Regions from separate parts of the Homo sapiens genome. Here region 2 is linked to region 1. Evidence: read pairs that join two places in POLR2A ChIA-PET (ENCODE). Cell type or tissue: MCF 10A. All regions are shown on one strand. Links, peaks and the distances in the headings refer to the core of each region. The heading gives the core; the rest is flanking DNA. Region 1 overlaps SIK2 (salt inducible kinase 2). Region 2 holds the start of C11orf52 (chromosome 11 open reading frame 52).

Evidence for each region. Peaks named below come from ENCODE experiments on the same cell type or tissue, not always from the same donor. Only the 100,000 strongest peaks of a DNase experiment are listed, where the experiment ranks them.
Region 2: POLR2A ChIA-PET joins it to region 1 with 5 read pairs; 2 of 35 experiments call an interaction of 5 or more read pairs at or near these places.

What each region holds. Positions count from the first base shown.
Region 1 is chr11:111,622,462-111,629,957 of GRCh38, reverse strand. The region is part of intron 3 of SIK2 (salt inducible kinase 2); the gene reads right to left. Among named protein-coding and RNA genes, the nearest start is that of SIK2, 24 kb to the right of the region's middle. In MCF 10A, for the core only: no CTCF peak of the experiment used is centred there; no DNase peak of the experiment used is centred there.
Region 2 is chr11:111,915,606-111,923,101 of GRCh38, reverse strand. It overlaps C11orf52 (chromosome 11 open reading frame 52), which reads right to left and starts at 4,189. Exons shown (of 4, transcript NM_080659.3): 1 at 4,098-4,189. The coding sequence starts at 4,129. HSPB2-C11orf52 (HSPB2-C11orf52 readthrough (NMD candidate)) reads right to left here. Exons shown (of 5, transcript NR_037651.1): 2 at 4,098-4,424. It also overlaps a transcript of CRYAB not described here. RefSeq lists an enhancer at 4,063-4,357. In MCF 10A, for the core only: no CTCF peak of the experiment used is centred there; a DNase peak (open chromatin) is centred at 4,231.

The DNA.
Region 1 (7,496 bases), core at 1,730-4,229:
ATTGAATTGTTGCGTGATGGGGTATATGCATGTTTAACTTCATAAGAAACTGCCAAACAGTTCTCCCAACTGGTTGTACCATTTTACATTCCTACCAGCAATGTATGAGAGTTCTAGTTGCTTCACAGCCTAAAATTTATTGTTGTCAGTTTTTTCAATTTTAATCAGTCTAACTGATGTGAAATGATATCTCCCTGTGGTTTTTAATTTGCATTTCTCTGATGACTAAAAACGTTGAGTAATTTTTCATGTGCTTTTTGGCCATTTGTATATCTTTTGTCTGGTTCCAGTCTTTTGTCCATTGTTAAATTGGGTTGTCTTTTTATGGTTGAATTTAATTATCTGTTGAATTTCATTTGCTCCCATATTTTCAACTATCAATTGTCCGTAGCAAACTAACTGTCCTGATATTATCTCCAAACCATACTTAAAATCTAATTTGTCATTTTTCACTCTGAAAACAGACTTAGGCACTACTGTCAACCACACCACAGTATTCTTCAATCATGTTTGCTTTAAATCCTAACTTGGTGTTTGCTTCTTGACACTCAACAGGAATTCTTGACAGGTGCTAAAGTATAATTACTAACAGTACAGGCTCTAGGATTGCCTGGTTCAAATCCAGAGTCTGTTGCTTATTTGCTGTGTGACTTTGAACAAATTACTGAATCTTTCAGTACCTACCTTGTAAGTTTTTTGTAAGGTTTTAAAAAATAAATCAAGTACTTTAGACAGTACCCAACAAAAAGATAGTGCTCAATAAATAACAGTAGTTGTTATTTTTAGAATTAGAAATGCCTCTTGCTTAAAACCTTTTCTCATGATTCTGACAACTAACATCTTAACCCAAACATTCAGCCTCTCACATCTAAACAATTAAAGTACTCCTAAATGGCTTCTTTTCTCCTCCTCTAATTCAGCTGACACACCACTGCTGGATTTATCTTCCTAAAAAACTCCCTTATAGGCATCATCACTTCCTGGCTCTCAGATGGCCATTCTAATAAAGATCCTAACCCCTTCTCCTACTCCTAATACTTAAGGTTTCCCACAACTGGTCTTTATACGACTCTCTAAAATATGCCTCTTACATATAGGGATAGGGGAAGAATCCAAGAGATTCAAAAGATTGTGTCTAAAATAGAAAAAAAAATCCAGAAATACCAGTACAAGCACATTATTTAGGGAAATGAAGGTAGGTTTAAATTAGTCAGCTAAAATAAATGAAAGTAGGCCAGTTGCAGTGGCTCACACCTGTAATCCAGTGCTTTGGGAGGCTGAGGCATGTGGATCACTTGAACCCAGGAGCTGGAGACCAGCCTGGGCATCATGGCAAGATCCCATCTCTACAAAAAAATTTAAAAATTAGCCTGGCATGGTGGCACACACTTGTAGTCCCAGCTACTTAGGAGGATTGCTTGAGCCCAGGAGGTCGAGGCTGCAGTGAACTGTGATTGCGCCACTGCACTCCAGAATGGGTGACAGAGTGAGATCCTGTCTCAAAAAAGAAAGAAAGAAAGAAAGAAAGAAAGAAAGAAAGATATGAAAGCGGTTGCCTCTAAAGAGGAGAAAATGGGGGAGGAGTGGCAGGAGCATGGGGACTGTATCATCCGTAACAAACTTTGCACAATTATTTGACTCCTTAAACTAATACTAGTAAATGTTTAACTTTTGCAAAAATAAAAACTTGGAAGATAGATAAGCCCAAGAGACACAAACAGAAAGAAAGGAAGGTTGGTTTATAATGAAGCAGACACTATACTCGGCAATTTGGTTGTCCATACCTACGGATAATATTAAATAAATAGACCTATGCGAGGAATAGTTGGACACATCCATTCACTTAGGGCAGCTACCCTATTTGCAAACTGAGGAGTTTGGATTTTATCCAATGAGCAATAGGAAGGTGAGTGAAAGTTACTGAACACAGTTGTAATATAATAAAAATAATACTTTAGGAAGATTAAACAGGAATTATATAAAATGTACTTGACTAGAGAAGAAAGAGAGAATGGTAAAACATGAAGGATTCGCTAATTAAGACATGAAGTGTTGAAAGCTTAGGGCAGGGTGATGACTGGGGAAACAGAAGGATTTAATTTCAAGTCATTTTGCAAGAACAGAGTATGATCTGCTGGCCAACTAAATACAAAACTAACAATGAAAAAAACATTGGGAACATAACACCCTCCCAGCACAGAGTAAGCAATAAAGGAATACTTGTAAAGTTAAATAAAGACTGACTCTGAAGTTATAAACCTGAAATCTTAATATACAGTTCAAAGTACAAAGTTAACTACTGTTTATCTATGGTTTTTTTTCCATCTAAGTCTCCAATTGGTTTAAAACATTTTGGGCTTAATTCACTTAAAATCTTATACAGTAGTCCCCGCTTATCTGCAGGGGCTGTGTTCTAAGACCTCCAGTGGATGCCTGAAACTGCAGACAGTACCAAACCTTATATGTACTATGTTTTCTCCTGGATAAACATACCTATGATAAAGCTAATTTGTAAATTAGGCACAGTAAGAGGTTAACAACAACAATACTAAAATAGAACAATTATAACAATATACTGTAATAAAAGGTATATGAATGTGGTCTCTCACAAAATATCTTAATATTTTCAGGCCATAGTTGACCTCAGGTAAGTGAAACCGCTGAAAGTCCCCTCTGATAGGGGGGACTAATGTACATATTTTTCACTACTTGATTAATGTTATTTGGATGGAATCTTCTCATTTCTATTTTAATATCTTCATGGGCTCCATGTCAGAAACGGGCTGGCTACCAGACCATTCCGTGCTTGTGCCTACCTGAATCTACAGTTTACTATGCTTTTTCTTCCCTATATATTTCATATATAGGCAACAATTTTTTGCCCATTTACATCTTAGTTTCTCCTAGGCTCCCTGTGCCTCCCGCCTTCTTAGTTGGATTCCTTATCCTTACCCTTCTTGGGCACCAATCTCTTTTTCTTCTACCTTCAACTCTTGGCATAATGCCCAACTCTTTTAACTGACCACATGGAAAAATTAAAACAGGGTTGCTGTGTAACATTAAAACAGCTCTGAAGCATGGAGCAGTATAAGGAATCTTCCTTATAAAGAGTAATTAAGAGCAAGGCATGTTTAAGGGCCCATGGTAATAAAGTACATGATAACAGAGTACAGTACACTGAGCATTAATCCTACTGAAAACTGTTTGCAGGCCATTACCTTGTTTTCAAAATTACTTTTTTTTTTTTGTAGTTAATGGTCATTACTAGAAAACTCAGAAAATAAATAAAAGCAACATGATTACGTTTGTGATTCAGAAAGACAATTCTGAAGAAAATGAAAAATAGATCAGTTAGGAGATAATGACACAACATACAGAGAAGGAAGAGTGAGGACCCTAACCTGAGGCATTAACAGTGGTTATAGAGATGGGGACCTCCTAGAGAAATACTTAGGAAGTAGAATAGGCAGGATTCAAAACCTCATTCAGGTAGGAAGGAAAAGGAATCAATACTGACATCAAGGTTTCCAGTTTAAGCCAAGTAAGGGAAAAGAGAGAAATAGTTTTGTAAAAAAAAAAAAAAGATCATGAGTTCTGCTGGGCTTCAAGCTGTATGACAAAGTCAAGGCAAATAAAAACAAATTGAACTAAATGATCTCCACATCTCCTTTAAATTCAGCTTCTTCCCTTCCAAACTAGTGAAGACTATCCAAAGATTTCATGATCTTTTTAAATTAATTCTATTACTCATTATCTTCAATGGTCAAGAAATTAACTGTACCCAAGAGTGGAAAATAAGATAATAGCATTCACTGTCCAACTTTTCTGTGGACATCAGATTCTTCTTTCCAGAACTCCAATTGACCATTTACCCTAGAGATTTTACTTTAAATATAAACCTTATACATTTAAAAATCCCCAAATTATGTCTCAATGTGTATAAAACAATGTAATCCAAATTTGTTTCAAAGATCTTAGCAAGAAAGAACAATTTAGACTATCCTATTTTCATAGAAATGATGCCTAACATGTAACAGCTATTTCTACTTTACTTGTAAAACTACAGTCCAAAGCTTTAAAAATGTTCCAATGGGCAAAGGCTTAAAAATCCTTCTCTTGACTCATTGCCTCTACCTACTACCTCATTTCTTTTTTCCCTTTTTGCAGCAGAACTCCTTGAAAGGGTTGTCTATTTTGCTCTCTCCATTTTTCTTCTCTCATTTGCTCTGTAAGCCCCTTCAATCTAGCTTTTGGCCCAGTCACTCCACCAAAACTGCTCTTACCAAACTGCAGTATACAATGGTCAACTGTCATTCCTCATCATTTTTGATCTATCGGCATCATTTGTCACAGATGTTCACTTGATCCTTCTGAGAATACTTTGGTCACTTGGTTTCTAGGATACCACATTCTCTTGGTTTTCTTCCTCCTCTGTCTCTTCTGCTAGTTTCTCCTCTTTTCTAAATCTTTTAATGTTTAAATGCCTCAGGGATCAGATCTTGGCCTCTTCCATAATTATACCTATTACTTAGGTAGTCTCCACCTGTCGAGAAGTCCTACTGATTGTACTTCAAAATATATTCTGAGTTTGACCACTTAGGACTACCTGTACTGCTACTCCCCGGTCTGGGCTGTCAACACCCCTCACTGGAACTACTCCAACAGCTTCCTACCTGGTTTCCCTGTCTCCACCCTTTCCCATTCTCAACACAGCAGCCAGAGTGATGCTTTTAAAATGATACATTAGATGCAGTCACTTCTGTGCTGAAATCCAGCCGAAAATGGTTCCCTAATTTTATTCATGTAAGAGTCAAAATCCTTCTAATGGCCTACACAATGCCCCCAAATCTGCCCTACTCCTGCCTCTCATTTACCCTCTGACCTCCTCTTCTACTGTTCTTCCTCCTTGCTCTTCTCTCTTGCTTGCTCCTCTTGAGCCATACTGGCCTCCCTGTTACCCCTTGGACACACCAAGCACACTGCTGCCTCAGGGATTTGCATTTATTCTTCCCTCTCCCTGGGTAATCTCTGTTCTACCATATCGACATGACTGTGCTTTAAAGTCTGTGCTCAAATGCCAGCGAGGCCTTCTCTGACCACTCTATTTAATGTTGCAATCAACTCCCATGCCTCCCAACCAACCAGCCTCTGACCACTCTATTTAATTTTGCAATCAACTCCCATGCCTCCCAACCAACCAGCCTTGCTTTATTATTTACATAGCACTCATCACTATCTAATCTACTACATAATTCAGCTATTTTGTTTCTCTCTCCCAAACTAGAATGTAAAAGAGTAGAGATTTTTGTCTATTTTCTTCATTGCAGTTTTCTTACCACATAACAGTGTGTGACAAGTAATTGGTTTTCAATAAGGATTTCTTGAAAGACTGAATAAATGAATGAATAAGTGAATGTAAGAAATAGGAAAGAAAGGCAAGAAAAATAAAATGAATAAAGAGGAAAAAGGGAAGAAAAGGAAAGAAACCTGCCCAAAGTAATGTTAACAATTAATATGGTATAGCCGGCATTGTAAATCAGATTTGCTTAGCTTCAAAGCCCATAACAGCCTATTATAGCATCAGTCAAGATGCTGCTAGCTAAAACAAATATTTTAAGAATTAAAATAAGCTTATTAAGTAGTAGCATATAAAAGAAAAAATTAAGCAAAAGAGGGAAACAGACAACTTTTCTGAAATACAATGAGTTTAGTCAGAACTATTTATTTAGAATCCTACTGCAAATAGTGTATTTTTCAAAACTATAGAAGTGCATATGGTTCTTTCTCTTTAAAATACCTTAAATTAATAACACATTTGAAAGGACTAAATAATTCTGCTTTTGGCTAAGATAGATTTGTCCTCCAGCCTGAAACAACCTTCCCATCTTCAACAACAAAAATACAAAATACATGAGAGAATGGTTTATAAGACACTGGACATCAGGCAAAGGAAAGTGAACCCTGAGCAACAGGTGACAAATGAGGCGAGACCATGAATGTTCCAACTAATGCCTTGAGAGAATCTCTACGCCACAGCACAGGGAGGGGAAACCCAGGTGTGGCCCAGCAATGTCTTTGAGTTGAGTAGACAATGCTGAGAGTCCCAGATAAGAGTGAGCTACACACAGAAAGAAGTCCAAAGGTCTGCAGAGGGATCCGTCCCTTGAGCACTCAGGAGAGTGCTGATTGGCTCACGTGTGAGGGAAAACCACCAGAGGCCAGAGAAAAAACCATCTGAGAGGCTGAGAGAGAACACTGCCTGGTGCTTACACAAAGCCAGGAATGGTGCCTGTTCCTACTTGTCAGGCCAAAAAACCTCAGCATTCATGGGGCATTGAGTAGAGTACTCAGAAGTGGGAAGTAACTAGACCCAGACTGAGCACTGTTTCAATTATGAAGGCAAGACCCAAATGGATCAAACTGTTTCCAAGTAGGCTTAACTGCATCCCAGAACAAAGTTCAAGAAAACCTAAAGTAACACAAAAATATGTGGTGCTCAAGGTAAAATTGGCAATGTCTAGCATCCAATCAAAGACTACCAGACATGTAATGAAATAGGAAAATGTAACCAAAACTGAGGAGAAACATCAACCAATCAAAACCAACCTAGAACTGACAGAGATGCTGGAAATCAGCAGACATGGACATTAAAAATTATCATAACTGGATTCTAGATGTTCAGAAAGATCAGTAAAGACATGGAAGGCATTAAAAAACAGTCCTAGTCAAGTTTATAGAAAAGAATACTACAATGTCTGAGATGACAAATACACTGGATGGGATTAATGGCAGAAGAAAAGATTCGTGAATTTAAAGACAGAAATAGCAACTACTCAACATGAAATAGAAAAAAAGGAATTTTTTAAAAATGGAAAAGAGCATCAGTGAGCTGTGGGGCAATTTCAAACAGTTTAATATACATTTGACTGGAATATCTGAAGGAGAAGAGAGGGGGTGGAAGAGAAAAATTAGTTAGAAAATAATGGCTGAAAAATATCCAAATTTGATGAAAAGAGTATAGTCACAGATCCAAAAAGCTCAATGAACACCAAACATAAGAATCATGAAGAAAACCACACAAAGGCTCATCATAATGAAATTGTTGAAACCAGTGGTAAATAGAAAGCCTTAAAAGCAGCCAGAGAAAAAAGGCACATTATATACACAGGAATAAAGAAAAAGATAACAGTGGTTTTTTTGTCAGAAACAGTGCAAATGGGAAGACAGTGAAGCAACATATTTAAAGTACTGAAAGAAAAAAAGTCCATTTAGAATTCTATACCTAGTACAAATATCTTTCAAAAACAAAGACAAAAATAAAGACTACTTTAGACATATAAAAGCTGAAATATTTCATCACCAGCAGATCTGTGCTACAAGAAACACTAAAGAAAATCCTTCAGACGCCGGGTGCGGTGGCTCACGCCTGTAATCCCAGCACTTTGGGAGGCTGAGGCGGGCGGATCACGATGTCAGGTGATCGAGACCATCCTGGC
Region 2 (7,496 bases), core at 2,881-5,380, 290 kb before region 1:
TTATTTAAATGGATACAGAAAATATTAGTCCTAAAATACATAGACTAGGGCTATCCAGTGTTAGTGAACAGAGCCTGTTCTCAAGTTAGATATTGTGCAATGCCTGGACACAACCCAAATGGAGTGAGTATTCATTTAGATACACAGGCGATGGGATTTTATTTTTAGATTTAAGGAAACTAAGTGGGCATTCTTCTACAGTGGTAATAGAAATAAAAATCTGTGCAATCCTCCTAGAATGCAATTGGCAATAAGTATAAAAATCCTTAAACATAAATGTGTATACCCTCTGATGTAGCAATTCCATATCCTAAGAAATAATTATACATGTACAAATATGGATATTCATTATAACATTATTTAAATTGCAAAAAATAGGAAATACTCTGAAGGTCCATGATTTGGTAACTGACTAAAGAAATGGCATATGCAATTAATGGAAAATATGTAGCCACTTCATAAAGAATGTTGGAAGAACACCGAACATCATGGAAAATTTTACTTTTTATTAAGTTAGTAAAAAGGTATGTTTTGGAATAAAAACTGTGCACATTTAAAAAATATATGGAAATACACTAAAATGTTCCCATCATCTCTGGGTGCTTTATTTATGGTGCTTTTTATTTTCTGCTCGTTGCAGAAGTTAAATTTTCTGCAATGAATGATTATTACCTTTGTAATCAGAAACAATAACAATAAAGAATATTTTAAAATAAAAATATCTTCAATTGCCATAATATCTTTAAGCCTCTGGAGGTTTATTGAGATAACAAAAAATAGAGAACAAAGTTTTATTCAATCCTACTAGTATTTGAAGAGGAAAAAAAGATTTTGGTTAGACTATTTGGTATAGTGTCTCTAGAATGGGCTCTAGAGTCAGACTGATGAGGTCAGAATAGCTGTGAGAACTTCAGCAAATTTTTAACTTCTCTGGGCTTCTGTTTTCTTATTAATAAAATGAGGTATGATAGGCCAGGTGCGGTGGCTCACGCCTGTAATGCCAACACTTTGGGAAGCCAAGGTGAGTGGATCATTTGAGGTCAGGAGTTCAAGACCAGCCTGGCCAACAGGTGAAACCCCGTCTCTGCTAAAAATACAAAAATTAGCTGGGCGTGGTGGCACGCACCTGTAATGCCAGCTACTAGGGAGACTGAGGCATGAGAATCGCTTACACCTGGGAGGCTAAGGTTGCAGCGAGCCAAGATTGTGCCACTGCACTCCATACTGGGAGATAAAGCAAAACTCTGTTTCAAAAAAAAAAAATGAGTATGATAATATAATTCAGACCTCATGGGATTATTGTAAGGATTAAATAAAACAGGAAATGTAAAATACTTAGCATGGTTCCTAGCATATAATAAGCATGAGTAAAAGTTGACCACTAATGACTATCACCATCAGAGAACTAATCAGTAATGAAAAAAGAATACCAACACTTGGGAAGAAAGAGAATAAAAGAAGCTGTTACATCTCCTTCTCTAGAAGCTTTTCTGTGCTTCTAGATGTCCTATGTCTATAGGGCACCTCAGAGTTTAAAGGGTGCTTTATTTTTTCAATCCTGACATTCCAGGAAACACATATTTTTGTTCCCATTTTACAGACGGGTTAATGAAGGGCCTTTTTTACTAACTTAATAAAGAGTAAAATTTTCCATGATGTTAGGTGTTCTTCCAACATTCTTTATGAAGTGGCTACGTATTTCCCATTAATTGGATATGCCATGTATTTAGACAGTTACCAAATGTTGGACCTTCAGGGTATTTCTTACTCAACAAGGCAGGGACCAAATGTCCTTTTATTACTATGTCTTCTGTGTCTATCACTGTGCCTGTAGTACATGTTCAATAAACACTGTTTAATAAATGAATGGATAAATGAATGAGTAGTAGGGCAGGACTTGAATCCAATGTACTACTCCAAAACCTGTGTGTTTTCCAATGCACTTCACTTGTCTATCTAAATATAATGATGCTTTATTTATAACATGACATCTTCCAGATCTGCCCCAGGCATGGAAGGCAGTAGACAGAATAAAACCAGGACCAGGAATTTACGGCATGGCAGTGATGAAAATTCTGGGAAAGAATAGTAACAACCCCACAGATAATTTATTATGAGGTTTTCACATACGCTATATCCTTTGCTCTTCAAAATAAGCCTGTGATCTACACAATGTAGGATGTATTATCTACATTTTACATGTGAGGATGGATACAGAGAAATTAAGGGACTTATTACCTATGGTCACATAGTAAATAAGTGTGAAAGTCATATTCAGATATTCCATGGATATTCTTCTTTTTCCTACTTCTGCCCTTTTATTTTTATTTTCATTTTTGAGACAGGGTCTCATTCTGTCACCCACACTGGAGTGCAGTGGTGTGATCATGGTTCACTGCAGCCTCTACCCCCAGGGCTCAGGTGATCCTCCTGCCTCAGCCTCCCAAGTACCTGGGATTACAAGCACGCACCACCACGCCTAGCTAATTTTTAATTTTTTTGTAGAGATGGGGCCACCCTATGTTGCCCAGGCTGGTCTCAAACTCCTTTTCTTTTTTTTTTTCAAGACATAGTCTCGCTCTGTTGCCCAGTCTGGACTGCAGTGGCGCAATCTCAGCTCACTGCAACCTCTGTCTCCCAAGCTTAAGGGATTCTCGTGCCTTAGCTTCTCAAGTAGCTCAGATTACAGGCGTGTGCCACCATGCCTGGCTAATTTTTTTGTATTTTTAGTAGAGATGGTGTTTTGCCATGTTGGCCAGGCTGGTCTTGAACTCCTGGCCTCAAGTCATCTGCCTGCCTCAGCCTCCCAAAGTGCTAGGATTACAGGTGTGAGTCACTGCATCCGACCACTTCTGCCCTTTAATTTATTTTATTTTATTTTATTCTATTTTATTTTATTTTATTTTTGAGACGGAGTCTTGCTCTGTCACCCAGGGTGGAGTGCAGTGGTGCAATCTCGGCTCACTGCAAGCTCCGTCTCCTGGGTTCAAGGGATTCTCCTGACTCAGCCTCCCGAGTAGCTGGGACTACAGGCACCCACCACCACGCCCGGCTAATTTTTTGTATTTTCAGTAGAGATGGGGTTTCACCGTGTTAGCCAGGATGGTCTCGATCTCCTGACCTCGTGATCCACCCGCCTCGGCCTCCCAAAGTTCTGGGATTACAGGCGTGAGCCACCACGCCTGGCACTTCTGCCCTTTTAAATAAACATTGCTTCAAAGTTGACTTGCTTGATCTAAGAGGCAATATTATGCAGTGGTTCAAAAGGTGGCCTCTGAAGTCAGGTGGGCCTCAGTTGGAATCTTGGTTTACTTGCTTACCAGCCATGTGACCTTAGGCAAGTTAGTTAATTTCTCTGAGCCTCAGTTTCTCAGCTGACTGTAAAATAGGAGGAGGGGCAAAACCATTTACCTCATAAAGTATTGGAAAAATTAAATGAGACTGTAAAATGTCTGGCACATAGAAAGCTCTCAAGTGCTACAATTATTACTCTCATCCAGGAAGAAAGGGAAAGAAGGGGAAAGGGAGGAAGAGGGCACAGAAAAACAATGCCGGTTCAATATTCCTGCCCTGCTCTGGCCATTCCGCAGACAGCTAGCTTGGCTCTGTTTTTTTTTGTTGTTGTTGTTGTTGAGACAGTCTCGCTCTGTTGCCAGGCTGGAGTGCAGTGGCGCGATCTCGGCTCACTGCAACCTCCGCCTTCCGGATTCAAGCGATTCTCCTGCCTCAGCCTCCCGAGTAGCTGGGACTACAGGTGCGCGCCACCATGCCCAGCTAATTTTTGTATTTTCAGTAGAGACGGGGTTTCACCATGTTGGCTAGGATGGTCTCGATCTACTGACCTCGTGATCCGCCGGCCTCGGCCTCCCAAAGTGCTGGGAGTAGAGGCGTGAGCCACCGCGCCCAGCCACTTGGCTCTGTCTTCTAAGGCCTCCTGAAAGGAGGTGCTGCTCTGGTGTTGGAACAAGGAGGTACCAGGCAGAGGAAGGTGGCAGTGGGAGGCTGGCAGACAACTATCTCCAGGTCCTCTGATTTTCGGGGCCTCTACATCCACCAACAGAGATAGATGTTCCCCTTTGCCCTTCCAGCCTACTCACCAGCTTCCTCCGCAGCAGACCCGGTTTCCCATGGCGCTCTGTCTCCAAGGGAGCCCAGCTGTTTTTATGCATCAAGAGGCTTGTGCATTTCCGGGTTCCTGGTTGAGCTTTCCGCGGCAGCTCCCGGAGTCTGTGTCAGTGTCAGATTTCAACCTAGCAGGTTGGACTTTTGAAGCCACCTGCTGGAATGATTCCCAGGTGACTGTGTTCCCAGCCAAAGGGTAGAACAACACACGGGCTCCAGGTGAGAGCTATCTCAACTTCAGGATTTGAAGCGTCTTTTGATGAAGCCATGAACTTGAGCTTCAAGCTTCAATAAAAAGAAACCTGAGATAGAAAAGGGCTCTTGGTTTCCTTACGAAATGCTTCTCCATTACATCACTCTGTCTTTGAAATATATCCTCTATAATAGATGAGTGCCTAATGTAGTAGTTTGCTCAGCACCACTCAGGTTTAACTGAGTTTCACTTTCGAGGCAATTGGTACCAGTTTCTTATTATTTTTGTACAGAATCTGGGTTGGGATACTGGAGTCTCTTGGAAACTTAAGTTTGGGGAAATGGGTTCCTCATATATTCTCCCTTGCTATTTGAAATCGATGTGGGCAAATCACTTAACCTTTATAGGGCCTAAGTTTCTAGGGCTGTGAAATGAAAAAAACTGAATCTAATCCCCTTTCTGGTATAAAATCAGATGATTCTATGATCAGGATGGCCTCAGCACTTCTTAACCACTCATTTCCTTATCCACAGTTCAGAACTACTGATTCTCCACTTACCCCTCAACTCTGCGTCTCCTTCCAGTAACCCAAAGTTAGACTCACCCGCACTCACCAGTAGAAAATATGGGCTCTACGAGAATCTGTGAAACCCATCATTCTTGTGTTCAGTTCTCTCACCCCATTTTTAGTGTTTTCCTCGGATGCCTGGTTATTGTCCTTTAAGTGGATGTTCAGGGCCCACCACTCAGCTCTGCACTCCACAGAGAATACCCTGGACTTTGAACTCCTCCTCTTATGAAACATGGGTAAGAGTGACAATCTTACAGGATTGTGGTGAAAAATAAAGCTCTAGTGCAGGGCCTGGCACATGGGACACACTCAGTAAGAGTTAGGCATTGTTGTTATTATTACAAAGCATCTTATTTTCTTTCTTTCTTTTATTTTTAAAGACAGGGTCTCAATCTGTCACCCAGGCTGGAGTTGAGTGGCTAGCTCACTGCAACCTCAAACTCCTACGCTCAAAAGATTCTCCCCCCTCAGCCTCTCGAGTAGCTGGGACTACAGGCTCACACCACTGTGCCTAGCTAATTAAAAAAAAAAAAATCTTTTTAGAGACAAGGTCTTTTTTTTTTTTTTTAAATTAATGTGAGATGGGGGTCTTGTTATGTGGACCAGGCTGGTCTCGAACTCCTGGCCTCAAGCAATCCTCCCATCTCAGCCTCCCAAAGTGCTGGGGTTACAGGTGTGAGGCACCACACCTGGCCAAGATAGGGTCTTGCTATGTTGCCCCTGCTGGACTTGAACTTCTGGCCTGAAGTGACCCTCCCACCACGCCTGGTTCCCACATCTTACTTTCTTTTCTTGTGCCCCAATCATTGCACTATTTCATGGCCATGCTTCTTCCATGCAATCCATTCTGTACTCTACTCTACCATTAACTGTATCCTTTTCATCTTGTTACCCACTCCTTCTCCTCCCAGTTCAAAAGCCATTAATGATTTCCTATCACCTACAGGATACAGTTCAAACTGCTTAGCCTGGCACTCCAAGCCCTCCATAATCTGGTTCCTTTTTAGTCACCCCTTCTGTAATGTTTTAAAAAGCACCTAAGCAGCTGGGTTTACACAGTGGCTTGGCTCATGCCTGTAATCCCACTGCTTTGGGAGACTGAGGCAAGAGGATCGCTTGAGCCCAGGAGTTCAAGATCAACCTGGGCAATATAGCAACAACCCATCATCTCTACAAAGTATAAAAACTGAAAAATTAGCCAGGTGTGGTGATGTGTGCCTGTAGTCCCAGCTACTCAGAAGGCTGAGGTAGGAGGGTTGAGCAAGAAAGTTTGAGGGTGCAGTGAGCTGTGATCACACCACTTTACTCCAGCCTGGGTGACAGAGTGAGACTCTGTCTCTAAAAAAAAAAAGAAAAGAAAAAAAGGAAAAGAAAAGAAAAGGAAAGGAAATCACCTAAGGGATTTTTAGATGACCAGAAACTCCAAAGAAATCAATAGAGGAATAGACCATTGTGGTAGCCAGAAAACCTCATATGCCTAAAGCAGCATTAATAGAAGCCTGAAGTGATAAACAAGGATATTGATTATTCCACTGAAGTCTGTACCAGTCAATCCATGACTGGAATAATAATTTTAGGTCTAGATGTTGAATTTCAAGTTACGTTGTCAAAAGGCAGTATGTTCAAAATAAAGTTATCTGGGTAATATGTGATGTGGAAAGTGCTGTATGATATGGTTGAAAGAACAAGGCATGGCTGGGTGTGGTGGCTCACGCCTGTAACCCCAATGTGTTGGGAGGCCGAGGTGGGCAGATTGCTTGAGGCCAGAAGTTCAAGACTAGCCTGGACAACATGGCGAAACCCAGTCTCTACAAAAAATTAGCCAGGTGTTGTGGCGCATGCCTGTAGCCTCAGTTACTCAGGAGGTTGAGGTGGGAGGATTGCTTGAGCCCAGGAGGAGGAGGTTGCAGTGAGGGGAGATGACACCACTGTACACCCAGCCTCGGTGACAGAGAGAGACTTTGTCTTAAAAAAAAAAAAAAGAACTAGGCATGTTTAGCTGGGAAAGGGAAGCCTCAGGAAGACAGGATGGTTATCTTTAAATATCAGAAGGATTTTCAGTGAAAAAACCATTGTGTTTGTTTTCCAGAGAAGTTACTGAAATGCAGATTTTGATTCAACAAAAGGAGGAATTTATAACGGTTAAGTCAGTTAAGACCAAAAAGAAAATGGAAGGCCAGGTACAGAGGCTCACACCTGTAATCCCAGTACTGTGGCAGACCAAGGATAGAGGATTGCTTGAGTCCAGGAGTTCAAGACCAGCCTGGACAACAAGGCGAGACCTCATCTCCAGAAAAAGTAAAAAATTAGCCAGGCGTGGTGGCACACACCTGTAGTCCCAGCTACTCAGGAGGCTGAGGCAGGAGGATTGCTTGAGCAAGGGAGGTTGAGGCTGCAGTGAGCCATGATCATGCCACTGCACTCCATCCTGAGCAACAGAACAAGACCCTGTCTAAAAAAGAAAAGAAAGAACATGGAAACGACTACCGTGAGAAGTTCTAAGTTGTCTGTTATTCAGAATGTCCCCGAATAAGTTGATTAATAACTTTAAAAGCATTTGAATGGAGAGGGGATTTGGACTAAATCAGAAGTTTTCAAATTTCTTATAGC